Regions from separate parts of the Homo sapiens genome. Here region 2 is linked to region 1. A link is an interaction called in ENCODE POLR2A ChIA-PET data of the cell type or tissue named here. Cell type or tissue: Panc1. All regions are shown on one strand. Links, peaks and the distances in the headings refer to the core of each region. The heading gives the core; the rest is flanking DNA.

Region 1 (7,650 bases), core at 2,430-4,929:
AAACCAAACACAGAACGTTCTGGAAGCCATCCAAAGCAAAGTCATGCCTAGGTGGTGATGTCCACTCAATAAATACTCAATGTCATAATTATCTTTCAACTTTTTCCCTGAAGAACATTATTAGCCACAACTACAACAATGCTTAGCCAATTACATTAATCCTAGGGGAAGATGGATGGGACCAGCAGCCAATCACAGTGCCAGGACCCTGTTTGTGAACAAATTTATAATTATCCAAAATGCAGAAACAAAGCAATTCACTGAAAATTCCTCCCCAAAGAACACAGACTCAAGCTAACAAAATGAATGTATATGCTCTAATAACCTTTGCTCTAAATCTTCACTATTTTTTTCCATTTCAAAAATTAAGAACTGTTCACATGACCTTGGTATTATAAAAGCTGTATGTCTTCTTTAAAATGTTATACACATTCAAAAGTGCATTCTGTTATTTTTAGCCTTTTAAATTTTAAAACAAGATACTATATTTCAAAGCTGTATTTAACTAAATGAAAAGGTAAAAAGGCAATACAGATTATTTAGACCCATGACTTTGATTAACTCATTATGAAAGTTTCCACACTTCTGCAGCCAGGATATTCAATTTCTTACCAGATATACTATTTTCCTTTCATTATCAGAAAGATCTGTGCTTAATTAGAATTGGGTATTTCTTTTGGTTAGCAGTAAAATATCCAATCTAAAATCTTAATTAAAAATTTGCTGAAATACTTGATGGGCAACCTACATCAATTTGTCCCTTCAAATAAATCTAAGAGTCATTGGATTTAAAAAGTGTATAAGAGTCACAGGGATTAAATAAATGGAAGAAGCTAAGAAAATTGAGATTACTCTATATATCTGTGTATGTCCTCTACTTTTAGCTTTACACATTTAGAAAAGAAAATAATTAAAAACATTTCCTAGGTAATCATTCTTCACACACCCTCTCCATTTGTTTGACTCCCACTTTGGGACTGGAAACTAAGCCAACATCTAGAACTTCTAGTGAGACTTAACTCCTTCAGAGACCAGGGAGATCCGGCTGCTTGCCGTGAACAGCATCTTTTGAAACTGACTTTTTAATCTCACATCAGGGAAACATGCTGAAAAGCAAAGTGGGGAGCCCAAGAGCAGCGAGCATCCACTTCTCTCTGCCGGTCCCACTACTTCTTACTACCTTCCCACCTCTGCTCTCTTCCTGTGGCCAAAGCACCATCCACAACTATTAGCTCCCACATAAAATCAGCAACAGAGTGCGATGGGGACTTGAGCAGCCAGCTGCCTGGGCTGTCTTCCTCTCAACTAATGGTGAAGCTGCTCTAAAACTAAAATGAAGGAGAGAAAATCGCAACTCTTCCACCTTACTTTTCATCATTTACAAATTATTTCCTTCTCACAATTAGCAGCCACAACTAAAGATTTCTACTCTAGGCAGCAAAATATTGCTGGAAAAAAAGGAATAATGTGGAAAAAATTAAAAGTACAATTAAGTATGCAACTGACTGCTAGAATTCGGAGTGGGTAACCTTCAATAATTGAGAAGTGAGGTCTCTGACAACAGCAAAGGGTGTTCAATCTGCAACTAGGATTCAAAGGCTGAGCTACCTCTATCTTCCCCAATAATGGCCTTAACATAAACAAAATCATCCAAGTGGGAGCAAAGATAAAGAGGAAAGACAACATTTTATTTCTTATTTTATAAATAAAAGACTTATTTTATTTCTTTTTTTTTTAGGGTCTCGATACATTGCCTAGGCTGGACTCAAACTCCTGGGCTCAAGCGATCCTCCCACTTCAGCCTCCCGAATAGCTGGAAATACAGGAGGGTGCCACCATGCCATGCTACTATAACATAGACTTACACAATATTATAATTAAAATAAACTTCAATAATAAATTAATAACAATAATAATGAAACAAATAATAAATCACAATACAGATCGAATAGTGTATAAACGAGAAGGCTCAGAAGCAACCTACTGATGAACTGTTAATATACAGCTATGTATCATGTAAAGTATGATCAATCATTCTCCATATCCACATCAGAGAGAACAGTAGTCATATCTAATTTTTGCCCCTCAACGAAAGATGTCTGGTCAGATGGAAGCATTTCCTGAGACAGCACTGTCAAGCCCTGTTGTGGGTTACCGACGGCCGCACCATGGGACGCCCCAGCCTGGGGCAGTAAAACGTGCAGCAGCATCAGCCTGACCCACTCCCTGGCGGCTTAGGTACGGTATGGCGATTTATAAATAAGCCTTTCTGGTGCTCCTAGTAACTAAATACCCTAACAAGTTTGAATCTAATTTAGTCTTTTCCAAATTTCATCCTCCCTCCAGCCAGCATAAAGGGGTATTCTTTCAAGTATCCAAAAGACTAGGTTTACCACTGCTAGAGGGTAAATGGTCATCTAAGGTGACTCCATTTGATTCCAGAGAAAAAAAAGGAAAATGTTGGGTCTCTTAAGAACAGGAAAAGTCTTTTTTAAGTAAAAACACAAAACCCATCAAGACCTAACAAAACAGATGCACATCAAATCCTCTTATATGAAATACAGAAACCTTTTTCAAAAGGTACAGAAGAAATAATTTAAGAAATGAAAGCAAAATAACTTTGGGAGACTAAACTTTTTTTTTTTCAATTTTAAAAACTTGATGCCATCCTCATGGAAAAGACCTTTAAATGACTTGAAAATTCACCTTAAGATGGTCTATTCACAGCTCAAAATCTGACACAGTCTGACAAAAATGTTGGAATGCCAAGTTCACTTCAGAGCTTACATCTGTTATAACCTGCTGCAAATTTATGACACAGTGCACCTATCAAATACAGCTGGTCCTGCTGCCCTTCTACCAAACAGGTATTCTGTCCACTTTAAGAAGCTCACCTTTCCATCTTTAAAAGAAAAAAAAAATTATACCTGTGATTAAAGAAACAATAAAAATTAAAGCAGAAAATCCGTGCAATGCCCCCTAATTCTCTTTAACATCAATCTTAGGTGGACAGCAAAAGGCAAAGACAAAACTATTACAAAAAAGCAGCGGGTCGGGGGACCAGCACAAACCTGCTGCTGAGGGTACTGCATTCCGGCCATGGCCCCGGGAGTCCGACCCTGGATGCCAATTGGATACCGCTGTGGGCCTGGAGGGCCATAGGAACCTCCTGGGTACGGACTGCTCTGCTGAGGCTGAGAATGAGGGTTACTGCCCATGCCATACAACTGAGGTCTCTTCATCACCATTGGATCCATTGGGCTGCCCTGTGAAGACATAAAAGAAGTCGGTTTATTAATTCATTCTTTATTACAAAGGCACAAATTTGTGTTATGTCAACATATGCATTAATAACACAACTATCCTTAAGTTTTAAAAATATTAAAAACAATGACCTGACAAAACATCCAGCAAGACATTAAAGAAAAAACCTAGATGGATACAAGAAATTTTATTTTTTACTTTTAGGAGTTTTTAACAACTAAGAGAGCTCTAGACTAAACAAAACTAAAAACGATTTTGGACCATAAGCAGAGAGAAAACATTTGCATCTAAAATTCTATTATGCGTACAGGAAAAGAGCATGATAGTTAAGCTCACCCACCTCCTTTTAGCTTACTAGTAATAAGAGCAGAGGGTATTGAGTGATTAACATTTTCTGCCTTCAAAGTATTCTTAGAACAATGATTTTATTTTAGAACTGAGTCTGCAAGTCTTGATCAAACCTTAGTGCAACCGAGTGTTCATTAAAAAGTGAAAAGATAGATTTTAGATCATGCATATGTCCAGGGTAAAGATTTTGTTCAGAGACCAGCAGTGTGTAGGGATGAGCACTCAGACTATGAGTCACAGCACCTCTCCCCATGTAAGTCAGCATCTTACCAAACACAACCAGTTCACAAGTAGATGTTGAATTTTATTTTTGGTTTGGTGAGTCAGGCCCTGGGCTTCAGGGCCGAGGTCATACAGGAGGGCTAGGCGTGGAGCCTCAGCCCTTCATGTCCTGGGACGTCAAAGGAACAAAGCAATAGGTAGAAAGGCCCTCACCCGGTGCTACAGTAGCAGGCAGCATTCACCCAGCAGCTCCTTCCTTCCCTCCTCTGTCCTTCCAAAACCACATACTGATCCCAACTGTGTGCCAGATGCTGCGTTCACACTGAGGTAAGTACATGGGGACTTTCAGGAAGGCTTAAGAATTAGCAGGGTAAATTCAAGACCATCCTGGCAACATCACAAGACCCTGTCTCTACAACAAATTAAAAACTTAGCCAGGCGTGGTGGCAGGCACCTATAGTCCGAGCTGTTCAGGCTAAGGCAAGAAGATCACTTGACCCCAGGAGTTCGAGGCTGCAGTGAGCTATGATCACACCACTCCACTCCAGTCTGGGTAACACAGTGGGACCCTGTCTCTTGAAAAAAAAAAAAAAAAAGAGGCCGGGCATGGTGACTCATGCCTGTAATCCCAGCACTTTGGGAGGCCAAGACGGGCAGATCAGTTGAGGTCAGGAATTTGAGACCAGCCTGACCAACATGGTGAAACCCCGTCTCTACTAAAAATACAAAAATCAGCTGGGCATGGTAGTGCACGCCTATAATCCCAGCTACTCCGGAGGCTGAGGCAGGAGAATCGCTTGAACCCAGGAGGCGGAGGCTGCAGTGAGCCAAGATTGTGCCACTCCAGCCTGAGAGACAGAGCTAGACTCCATCTCAAAAAAAAAAAAAAAAAAAAAAAAAAAAAGAATTACCAGGATAAAGGGGAATAACACGTCCAAGGTGGGAGGGAACAGCATGTACAGTACCACAGGGCAGAAGAAACAGCACAAGGCACTGGGTCAAGGGAGATGAACTGCCTGGTGTGTATCAGGAAATAAAAACCATCTGGATCCACGTGAAGCACGAATTTACGAAGATGCTGAAGCAGGCAGAAGCCAGAACATGGGTGAGCCCTGCAGGGCATTCTACAGGCTCAGGCTGCCTCTGACAGATGAACACAGGACTGCTCCCTTGGGCACCTGACCCAGCTGGAAGCAGGTCAGGTTGCCCTGGCAGGCAGGTGAGGCTGAGGTCCTGAACTGGCAGCAGTGGTGGGAGGAAGCAAGCCCAGCTCCAAGGCACAGTTAGAAGGGAAATGCGGCAGGATTTGGAGACCAAATGAGTGATGGAAGCCAGCAGCCAAATGAGATGGAGTGTGCAGAGGGAGAAGCCAATCACCATATCCCCAGGAGTGGGAGCCTTCAGTGGTTTACATAGGAAACTTGAGGCTCTGATATGAAATCCAGGTGAAAATGCCCAGAAGGAAGAGACATAATGAGCTGCAGCTTGGGGAGTAAGGCCTGACCTGGAAAAATAGGTAGAGAAGTCAGCAGAGAGGACATCCACTCCCAGAGGGCAGGGATTTTCTCTATTTTATTCACTATTATATCTCCAGGGCATAAGTTGAACAGTGTACCCAGCACATTAATTGATGAATTAATCAATAGGAAGCAATAAAACCCATGAACTTTATTTAGGAGGAATATATGAAAGGAAAACAATGGGTAGCGAACAGAATCCTAGAGAATATCACCGCTTAAGGGAAAAGGGAAAATGAACCCACAGACAAGCTGGAAGAATGGCCAGAAAATGTAGACACTCTGGAGAGTGTGCTCTTACAGGAGGGAAGGGAGTCAGGTGTAGCAACGAAACAGGTGTGCCAAATGCAGCCCAGGAATGCAGTCAGGTGAAGGGTAAAGGCTTCTGCTATACTTGACAAGGAGGCCACTGCTGTGCTCGGCAAGGACAGTCTCGCTGCAGAGGTGAGGGCTGAGGCTGGAAGAGGAGGGACGGAGGGGAGGTGAAGATGGAAGGCAGGAGCACAGACCCCGAGAACTGCCAGTCCTCTCTTCCACTGGCACTCCCACTCCAAGGCTGCACGGGTCCTTCCCCTTCTCTGCCTTCCTCAATACTCTGGTGTTCACTTTAAAGATTTGGTGAATCCATTCACCACACATTTACTAAGCACCTACTATGTGCGTTGTGCCCAACACTGGAAGCAGAAGGATGAACGAGCCTCCATGTCCTGGAGATTCACTGAAGGAGACAGACTAAACAGGTCACAGTGCAACACAGCAGATGTCCTGAAGGGACAAAGCACCAAGGCAAGGTGAGAAGAGGGTGTCTCACTGGGTCTGCCATGGGCTTTAACAAAGGCTTCCTATAGGAAATACCTGAGCTCAGTCCCAAGGGATCCACAGGACTGTGCCAGGAGGAACCCATCTCACCTGAATGAAGCTCTGTGGAGGACACAGGAGGAAAGAGGGTGCTTTGCCCCAGGCCCCACAGCCTACAAGCAACTTTTCTGCTCAAAATTCACCATGTGATACAATTTTAAACTGTTACTACTTTCACCAGCCAAGACATTGTTTGGACTTAACATGATAGAAATTAAACGACAGTACATTTGTTTGCCCAAACAATATACTGATTTTACATAACCTGAGCCGCCTTCATAATTAAGTGTACAAACATGTATGTTGATATATTTGTAGTAAAACTAAAATCTAGGGCTAAGAATTCATTTTCTCATAATTATTTAAATTAGAATTTATGCCTGATAAAAATAAAATGTGATTATTTTCTAGATTTTCTTGAAAAAGGTAAAACTTTTTATGGAAGTATGAAAATCAAGGCTGAGTTGGTGATTTCAAAATCAGCCAAGTGAATGAAGGACCTATGGAGAGGCTGAGTAAATCAAATTTCAGGCTGAATTTCCAATACGGGGCCCTGAGGCAGTCCTATCTTCACATTCAATCTAGACAGCCCAGGGCACAGGAAACGTCTACTTATTTCACTTCAAATAGTGCACGACCAAAACTGCCTTAATTAAAGCAGAAATGTTAAATGGGAAAATGATTGGAATGTCTATGTTTTAATGCTATAGATAACAGTGCAGCAAATTCATCTTATCAGTGACTAAAATTGTTTTGTATTATCTGTCTCATCACTGCCATCAACTCTCACAGTCCTACTTAAAATTCAGTTAATTTGCACCATGTCAAAAATGTTAGCTTAACCCTCAGATTTCTGAAAATCGAAAGCATTAAATACACAGATTATCTGAACCTCTCAAAATGCATCAAATATCTTTCAATGAGACTTCAGATAGAAAAACAGTTACTCATACAGTGCAAATTATTTAATTTTAACTTCTCCTTATGGTCTATTATTAAATATTCATCCACAGTCCAAATCCATCCTGCTGTGTCCTCTATTTTTGAGCATTAAAAATGTACAACTGAGGGTCTCAACTCCTGCTTCTCACTACCAGTCCCTTAAAGAAACTAAAAATTGGCCAAGTGCGGCGGCTCACGCCTGTAATCCCAGCACTTCGGGAGGCTGAGGCAGGTGGATTGCCTGAGCTCAGGAGTTCAAGACCAGCCTGAGCAACACGGTGAAATCCTGTCTCCACTAAAATACAAAAAATTAGCCAGGCATGGTGGCGGGCACCTGTAATCCCAGCTACTCAGAAGGCTGAGGCAGGAGAACTGCTTGAACCTGTGAGGCAGAGGTTGCAGTGAGCCAAGATCGTGCCACTGCACACTCCACCCTGGGTGACAGAGCAAGACTCCATCTCAAAGAAAAAAAAAAAAATCAAATCTAAGACTTCTGGAA
Region 2 (7,650 bases), core at 1,696-4,195, 910 kb before region 1:
AGGATGGGCATCTGACCACGGACACACTGTGCCTGCATTTTTCACCTGCTTTTCCCTTTTATAAGTAAATCTTTCATATTCTCGTCCTTGGGCTCATTAAAAGAAGAAAAACATGAAGTCTTTCAGTGGTTTGCTCTTTCTTGGCTCAGGAAAGTGAAATTTAAGGTGAAAAATCACCCTGGGCAGAATGGAAATGCCAAACTTTCCAAGTCAACTTTTCCTGGGTTAAAATCAAACAGGGCCACGAAGGATCAAGTCTTCTTTTCTTGGCTCCGCAAATTACAGAGGGGTCAACAACAATGTCATTTAATACACGGAAAAGGGTTCCATGCCTGCAGGGGAGTTTATTAGGTTTGGATTTGAGAGAAGAGAATAAAGCAAAACACAAAAACCCAGGCCTGGACTTTCAGTGTAGCCATGAGTGACTTCTTTCCCTGCTGGTGTCACAGCCTTTATCAACACGTGGCTATTACGATGACGATCACTGCCACTAACTGGGCACCTCTTGAATACCAGGTTCTTGACATGTAGAATTTCTACATCTCACAATAACGTAGCAAAAAAAAAAAAAGGTGATTTTATTGCTCTTTTGTAGATGAGTGTGACAGAGGCTCAGGGAGATTTGTAGCTTACCCAAATCACACAGCCAGTAAATAGTAAAATTGGGCCTTGAATTTAGCTCTGCTTGACTCCAAAACATACTCTTTTCCTATCTACCCTTCTTCCTTTGCTTATTGTAGAGGTCTCCATCCTCCTTAAAGTTAGAAAGAAAGGGCCAGGCGTGGTGGCTCACCCTTGTAATCCCAGCACTTTGCGAGGCCGAGGTGGGTGGATCACAAGGTCAAGAGATCGAGACCATCCTGGCCAACATGGTGAAACCCTGTCTGTACTGAAAATACAAAAACTAGCCGGGTGTGGTGGCACACACCTGTAGTCCCAGCTACTCGGGAGGCTGAGGCAGGAGAATTGATTGAATCTGGCAGGCGGAGGTTGCAGTGAGCAGAGATCATGCCACTGCATTCCAGCCTGCCAATAGAGCAAGACTCCGTCTCAAAAAAAAAAAAAAAAAAAATGAAGAAAGAAAGAAAGAAAGACTAAGTCCAGAGGGAACCGGGAAAATGCTGTCATCATCCCTGTTGGTTCCAGTGAGGGCTGAAGTGCTGGGGGGGCTGTCGCAAGCCTTTTCAATTCCAAGGGTGGGGAGATGCATCTTCCATGGTGTGAGAGGGCTGGGTGAGGAGTCAGGGTGTCAGAAAGAGTGGTTCCAGGGGGAAGTTGATTGCATTTGAGTAAATACTGGGAGCAGGAGAAAATGAATGTGCTTTCTGCTCATGGCTGTCTCCACTCATCTGCATATGATCACTGGAATTAAATTATCTTACACATTTTATTATACATTCCATGAGTCATGTCTTAAAATTATATTGAAGATTATACCTGGAGATTGCATGATGTACTTAAGAGGCAAGAAGAGCCTCTTAAACTATGGCTCATTTGCGGTGAGGTCATGGGGCCTGATGGTGCATTCACAGAGGCATTGGCTGAAAGTCAGAAGATGGGTGGTCTCGTCCCTGCTCTACAACTCAGCTACTCAGCCACTAAACTGCTTAGGGCCGGCCGGGAGCATTATGATCATATAAAAAGAATAGCTGCTGTCTTCAATATCAAGCATTTACCATATTATAGGCATTAGATTAGTTGTTTTATATACAATGCATCATTTAATTTTCATGACCACTTTTCCAACTTACTCTTAAAAGGACAAGATTTATGTATAATTTTTTCTTTTTTTTTTTTTTAAGACAGAGTCTCTCTCTATCACCCAGGCTGGAGTACAGTGGTGCTGTCTCAGCTCACTGCAACCTCTGCATCCTGGGTTCAAACGATTCTCCTGCCTCAGCCTCCCGAGTAGCTGGGACTATAGGTATACGTCACCAAGCCTGGCTATTTTTTTTTTATTTTCAGTAGAGACGGGGTTTCACCATGTTGGCCAGGCTGGTCTTGAATTCCTAACCTCAAGTGATCCACCAGCCTCAGCCTCCCAAAGTGCTGGGATTATAGGTGTGAGCCACCATGCCTGGCCTTATTTATGATTAAAATAGGTAATGCTGAGAAACACTTTGGAATGGCAGTGCAAGGACCTCTGAAAATCCTGTCTCCATAAAAGCAACAAGAACACTGTAAAAAATGGTCAAAACGAACTTTTTCAAAACTCTGGAAATTAACCAAAGGTTTGCAATAATACCAGGAGCATTTATTGAAGTAAAATGATTAAATCTTGGTAAAGACAATGAGCCTTGTGGAGTTTTCTGTTTATCTGTTGTTGTTTTGATTACACACTGGGTCTTTGATGTCTCCATTCTCAAGCCTAGCCCCGTTTTTGTTTTTGTTTTTTTTTTTTTGCATAGGCCTCAGGCTTCTGAAATCAACTCCAATGGGCTTCTTACTTGTAAAATGATATTATCTCACAACATCTTTGTTGGCAGGGATGTCTGGCCCATTAGATGGTACTGTCACCATGCCTCGGACTTGTCCACAGGCTCACAGAAATGACTGACTGAGATTTAAAACAGAGAACTAAACCCGAAAATACAAATAAAGCTTCAAAGTTAACATTAATGAGGATTTAACTAAATATCTGAAAAACATAACATCATAGTTCCACTCATTCAGTCACTAAATTTAGGGCTTTTGGAACTTTCATTACATTAGCAAGTTATCTGTGGATTAAATTTTTTTCCACTTTGAAAAAATTCCTGAGTATCTAGATGCTCTCCAAGCAATGACTGTTAATCTTAAATTAAATGAGTTACTGAGACCAACAAAAACATTTCAAAGTATTATTATAAAAGTCTACTTAAGGTGGGACATGGATATGTTTTTGTCTTTGACGTGATGTAAGGGCCCCAGAAGTCAGAGTTGTAGGACTCAGGGAGAGCTTACAGTGGCCTTGGCTGTGAGGAACAAATTACATTACATATGTGTAATGTAATGTGTATGTTACATATGTGTAATGTAATGTGTACATTACGTATGTAATAATCACATTACAAATGTGATTATTGCATTGTAGAAAAATCCATTAACTACTCTGAAGAATCTACAGGAGAAATGCCATCGGCCCAAAAGACCATCAGCCAGGAGCCCCTGAACCGCTGCACCTGTGGTTCCTAAATCCACTCGATCATCCAAGTTGCTGGGAAGAGTGTCAGAGTGGTGCCTGGGAATTGGTGTCTTAATCAGCACTCCAAGTGATTCTGACAACAGGCCAGGTTTGGGAACCACTGGACTTGACCCAAAGGTCTTCCCATCCCATCTCATCTCATTTCATTTCATTTTGCTCTTGGTTTGTCCTTTTGGACAAGAACAGCTGATCACTCTCAACTTGACCGCGAGTCTTCATGACCCTGACTGCTGCCAAATCTTTCTTAGCCAAGCAGGAGAAGCCCAGTGGCGTTCAGAACACAGAGTCAAACACAGCTGCTTCTGCCTTTCCTTTCCCAAACCTCTCCCAACCCGTAATAGCTTCCTTCCCAAACACTCTTCCCCTGTCCTCTCCTCAGTCCATCACCCTTACATGCCCTCACTCTCAGATGCTGGCTGGGGGATTTCTTCTCTTCCCTGCTCTTTTGTTCCAAGTCACACTGTCTGCAAAATGTTTTCTATTCTAGTTTTGCAATAACAGGCAGCAGCAGAGATTTCCGAGTTAGCAGTGCTATTACTGCTGGAGGCCAAGAGGCTGGAGAGAGGAAATAAATAGTGTTATATCCTCCTGAGGCCACCAGCAGAGCCAGTTGTTGTGGTGAGGGGAGGAAGGGAGGGAAGTGAGAGATTCACCTTTGCTTTTCTGGGCACTTTCCTTGGGCCAGGAAATCTGTTGAATTGACAGAATGATGGGGCCAGGTGGGACCTGAGTCTTCATTAATCCAGATTGGAGTTTGCAAGGAAGCTCTCCGCCGGAAATGCGATGCTTTAGTAATTTTAGCAAGAGTCTTATTTTGGCTGCAGAGGTTGAGGAGGCTGCATTTCTTCCTTGGGGGAAGCCTTCCCGCCGTGAGGTTCGTGTACTTGGTGAATTTGTGCAAGGAGAATGCTGATGGAATTCAGCTTTTACCAGTGAGCCATTGGGTCCCTCAAGCACTGCAGACTTAATCATTTTTAACGGAACAAGGCTAATTATAGATAGATAATTAAAATTAAAATGAATTTTCTTGTTGCATGAGATATCCGCCATGCTCAGGTTTTGCCTGATAACAGCAGCAGCAGCAGTTTACTGCAGTGTGGCTCAGTGTGCAGCCAGTGATCATTTACATCAGAATCACCTGGGGGCCATTGTTAAAAATGCAGATTCCTGGACCCAGATGCAGGCAAGCAGAATGTCTGGGGTGGGAGGCCCAGGCATCCGCATGTTTAACTAGATTCACATGTGATTCTCTGTTTTTTTTTTTTTGTTGTTGTTGTTGTTTTTTGAGACAGAGTCTCGCTGTGTTACCCAGACTGGAGTGCAGTGGCACAATCTCGGCTCATTGCAGCTCCACCTCCTGGGTTCCAGTGATTCTTGTGTTTCAGCCTCCTGAGTAGCTGGGATTACAGGTGCGTGCCACCACACCTGACTAATTTTTATATTTTTTAGTAGAGACGGGATTTTGCCACGTTGGCCAGGCTGGTCTCGAACTCCTGGCCTCAAGCAATCCCCCTGTCTCAGCCTCCCAAAGTGCCAGGATTACAGGCATGAGCCACGGCACCCGGCCAAGACTCTCAGGTGATTCTTAGAACACCAACGTTTAAGAATCATTGAGTGAGAACCTATTTTGTGCTGGAGATTTCATCCGACTAGGAAAAAAATCTTCATAGCAATTTATGAAGTAGATGTCATTCCCTCCATTTTGAAACTGAAGCCTACAGAAATTGAATGACATTACTAAGGTCACATAGCTAGTCAATGGCAAAGCTAGGATTCCAGGCCCATCTAATTGGAAGGCCTGCATTCTTCCCATGTTACTTCCACAGATGCCTCCTGTCTGCCAGGTCACTGGGGCAGCCCTGAGCCGGTGCGGGAGAGGCTCCTGGCAAAGGCCCTAACTGTGGGAAACCAATGGCAGTTGTGAGCTCTTTTCTCCAACAATTGTGGATTCATTCTCCTGTTGACTGTGGAGGGCTCACAGCTCCCCAGAGTCCATGCTCCTGACTCTGCAGAGCTCTCCAGCCAATGCTGGACACCTATCTTTTTGGAAACTGATGATCAGAAGCAAAGTGTGGCAGATGCTGTTGGGGACCCAGTCATTTGCCCCCTCTGCATTGGGGTGCTGTGTGCTTCAGGGAGGGGCTGGGACCTCACTATCCCCAAGTGTGTCAATCCTGATTTGCTCAATTATCCTGGGATTCTAGTCCGCTTGCCAATGAGGCAGCAGTGGGTAACTGAGCCACTTCCTGTCAATGAGATGTGAAAGTCTATTGGGAAGTTTCTGGAGGCATTCCTTCCTTGTCAAGAGCGGTCCAAGTTGTTCTACTGCAAGACCTGGGCTGACATATCACACAGCTCTAGGGGAAACCAGTATATTAGATTCTATGGGCACAGAGCCCCTTGGAGTTGGGCAATGTGGCCTTGCACAAAAGGGGTTTGACCTGCACATACTGAAATGTGTACCACTTGGAATTTCCAATCTCACATTTACTTGTGAACATTGGTTAAATAAAGATTTATTATTATTATTATTATTATACTTTAAGTTCTGGGATACATGTACAGAATGTGCAGGTTTGTTACATAGGTATACAAGTGCCGTGGTGGTTTGCTGCACCCATCAACCTGTCACTTACATTAGGTATTTCTCCTAATGCTATCCCTCCCCTAGGCTCCCACCGCCCGACAGGGCCCTGGTGTGTGATGTTCCCCTCCCTGTGTCCATGTGTTCTCATTGTTCAACTCCCACTTATGACTGAGAACATGTGGTGTTTGGTTTTCTGTTCTTGTGTTAGTTTGCTGAAAATGATGGTTTTCAGCTTCATCCATGTCCCTGCAAAGGACATGAACTCATCCTTTTTTATGGCTGCATGGTATTCCATGGTGTATATGTGCCACATTTTCTTTATGCAGTCTATCATTGATGGGCATTTGGGTTGGTTCCAAGTCTTTGCTATTGTGAATAGTGCTTCAATAAACATACATGTGCATGTGTATTTATAGTAGAATGATTTATAATCCTTTGGGTATACACCCAGTAATGGGATCACTGGGTCAAATGGTATTTCCAGTTCTAGATCCTTGAGGAATTGCCACACTGTCTTCCACAACAGTTGAACTAATTTACACTCCCACCAACAGTGTAAAAGCGTTCCTATTTCTCCATATCCTCTCCAGCATCTGTTGTTTCCTGACTTTTTAATGACTGCCATTCTAACTGGCATAAGATGGTATCTCATTATGGTTTTGATTTGCATTTTTCTAATGACCAGTGATGATGAGCTTTTTTTCATATGTTTGTTGGTCGCATAAATGTATTCTTTTGAGAAGTGTCTGTTCATATCATTTGCCCACTTTTTGATGGGGTTTTTTGTTTTTTTCTTGTAAATTTGTTTAAATTCCTTGTAGATTCTGGATATTAGCCCTTTGTTAGATGCATACATTGCAAAAATGTTCTCCCATTCTGTAGGTTGCCTGTTCACTTTGATGATAGTTTCTTTTGCTGTGTAGAAGCTCTTTAGTTTAGTTAGATCCCATTTGTCAATTTTGACTTTTGTTGCCACTGCTTTTGGTGTTTTAGTCATGAAGTCCTTGCCCATGCCTGTACTGAATGGTATTACCTAGGTTTTCTTCTAGCGTTTTTATGGTTTTAGGTCTTATGTTTAAGTCTTTAATCCATCTTGAATTAATTTTTGTGTAAGGTGTAAGGAAGGGGTCCAGTTTCAGTTTTCTGCATATGGCTAGCCAGTTTTCCCAACACCATTTATTAAATAGGGAATCCTTTCCCCATTGCTTGTTTTTGCCAGGTTTGTCAAAGATCAGATGGTTGTAGATGTGTGGCATTATTTCTGAGGCGTCTGTTCTGTTCCATTGGTCTATATATCTGTTTTGGCACAAGTACCATGCTGTTTTGTTTACTGTAGCCTTGTAGTATAGTTTGAAGTCAGGTAGCATGATGCCTCCAGCTTTGTTCTTTTTTCTTAGGGTTATCTTTACCATATGGGCTAATTGCCCCAGTTAAAAGACACAGACTGGCAAATGGGATAAAGAGTCAAGACGCATCACTGTGCTGTATTCAGGAGACCCATCTGATGTGCAAAGACACACATAGGCTCAAAATAAAGGGATGGAGTAATATTTACCAAGCAAATGGAAAGAAAAAAAAAAGCAGGGGTTGCAATCCTAGTCTCTGATAAAACAGACTTTAAACCAACAAAGATAAAAAAAGACAAAGAAGGGCATTACATAGGTAAAGGGATCAATGCAACAAGAAGAGCTAACTATCCTAAATATATATGCACCCAATACAGGAGCACCCAGGTTCATAAAGCAAGTTCTTAGAGACCTACAAAGAGACTTAGACTTCCACACAATAATAGTAGGAGACTTTAACACCCCACTGTCAATATTAGACAGATCAACGAGACAGAAAGTTAAGAAGGATATTCAGGACTTGAACTCAGCTC

The links. Peaks named below come from ENCODE experiments on the same cell type or tissue, not always from the same donor. Only the 100,000 strongest peaks of a DNase experiment are listed, where the experiment ranks them.
Region 2: POLR2A ChIA-PET joins it to region 1 with 10 read pairs; 2 of 35 experiments call an interaction of 5 or more read pairs at or near these places.

The regions. Positions count from the first base shown.
Region 1 is chr6:156,824,843-156,832,492 of GRCh38, reverse strand. It overlaps ARID1B (AT-rich interaction domain 1B), which reads right to left. Exons shown (of 20, transcript NM_001374828.1): 2 at 3,072-3,266. Among named protein-coding and RNA genes, the nearest start is that of MIR4466, 49 kb to the right of the region's middle. RefSeq lists an enhancer at 1,670-2,637. In Panc1, for the core only: no CTCF peak of the experiment used is centred there; DNase peaks (open chromatin) are centred at 3,932 and 4,322.
Region 2 is chr6:157,738,166-157,745,815 of GRCh38, reverse strand. No RefSeq gene overlaps it. Among named protein-coding and RNA genes, the nearest start is that of SNX9, 81 kb to the left of the region's middle. RefSeq lists an enhancer at 4,051-4,591. In Panc1, for the core only: no CTCF peak of the experiment used is centred there; no DNase peak of the experiment used is centred there.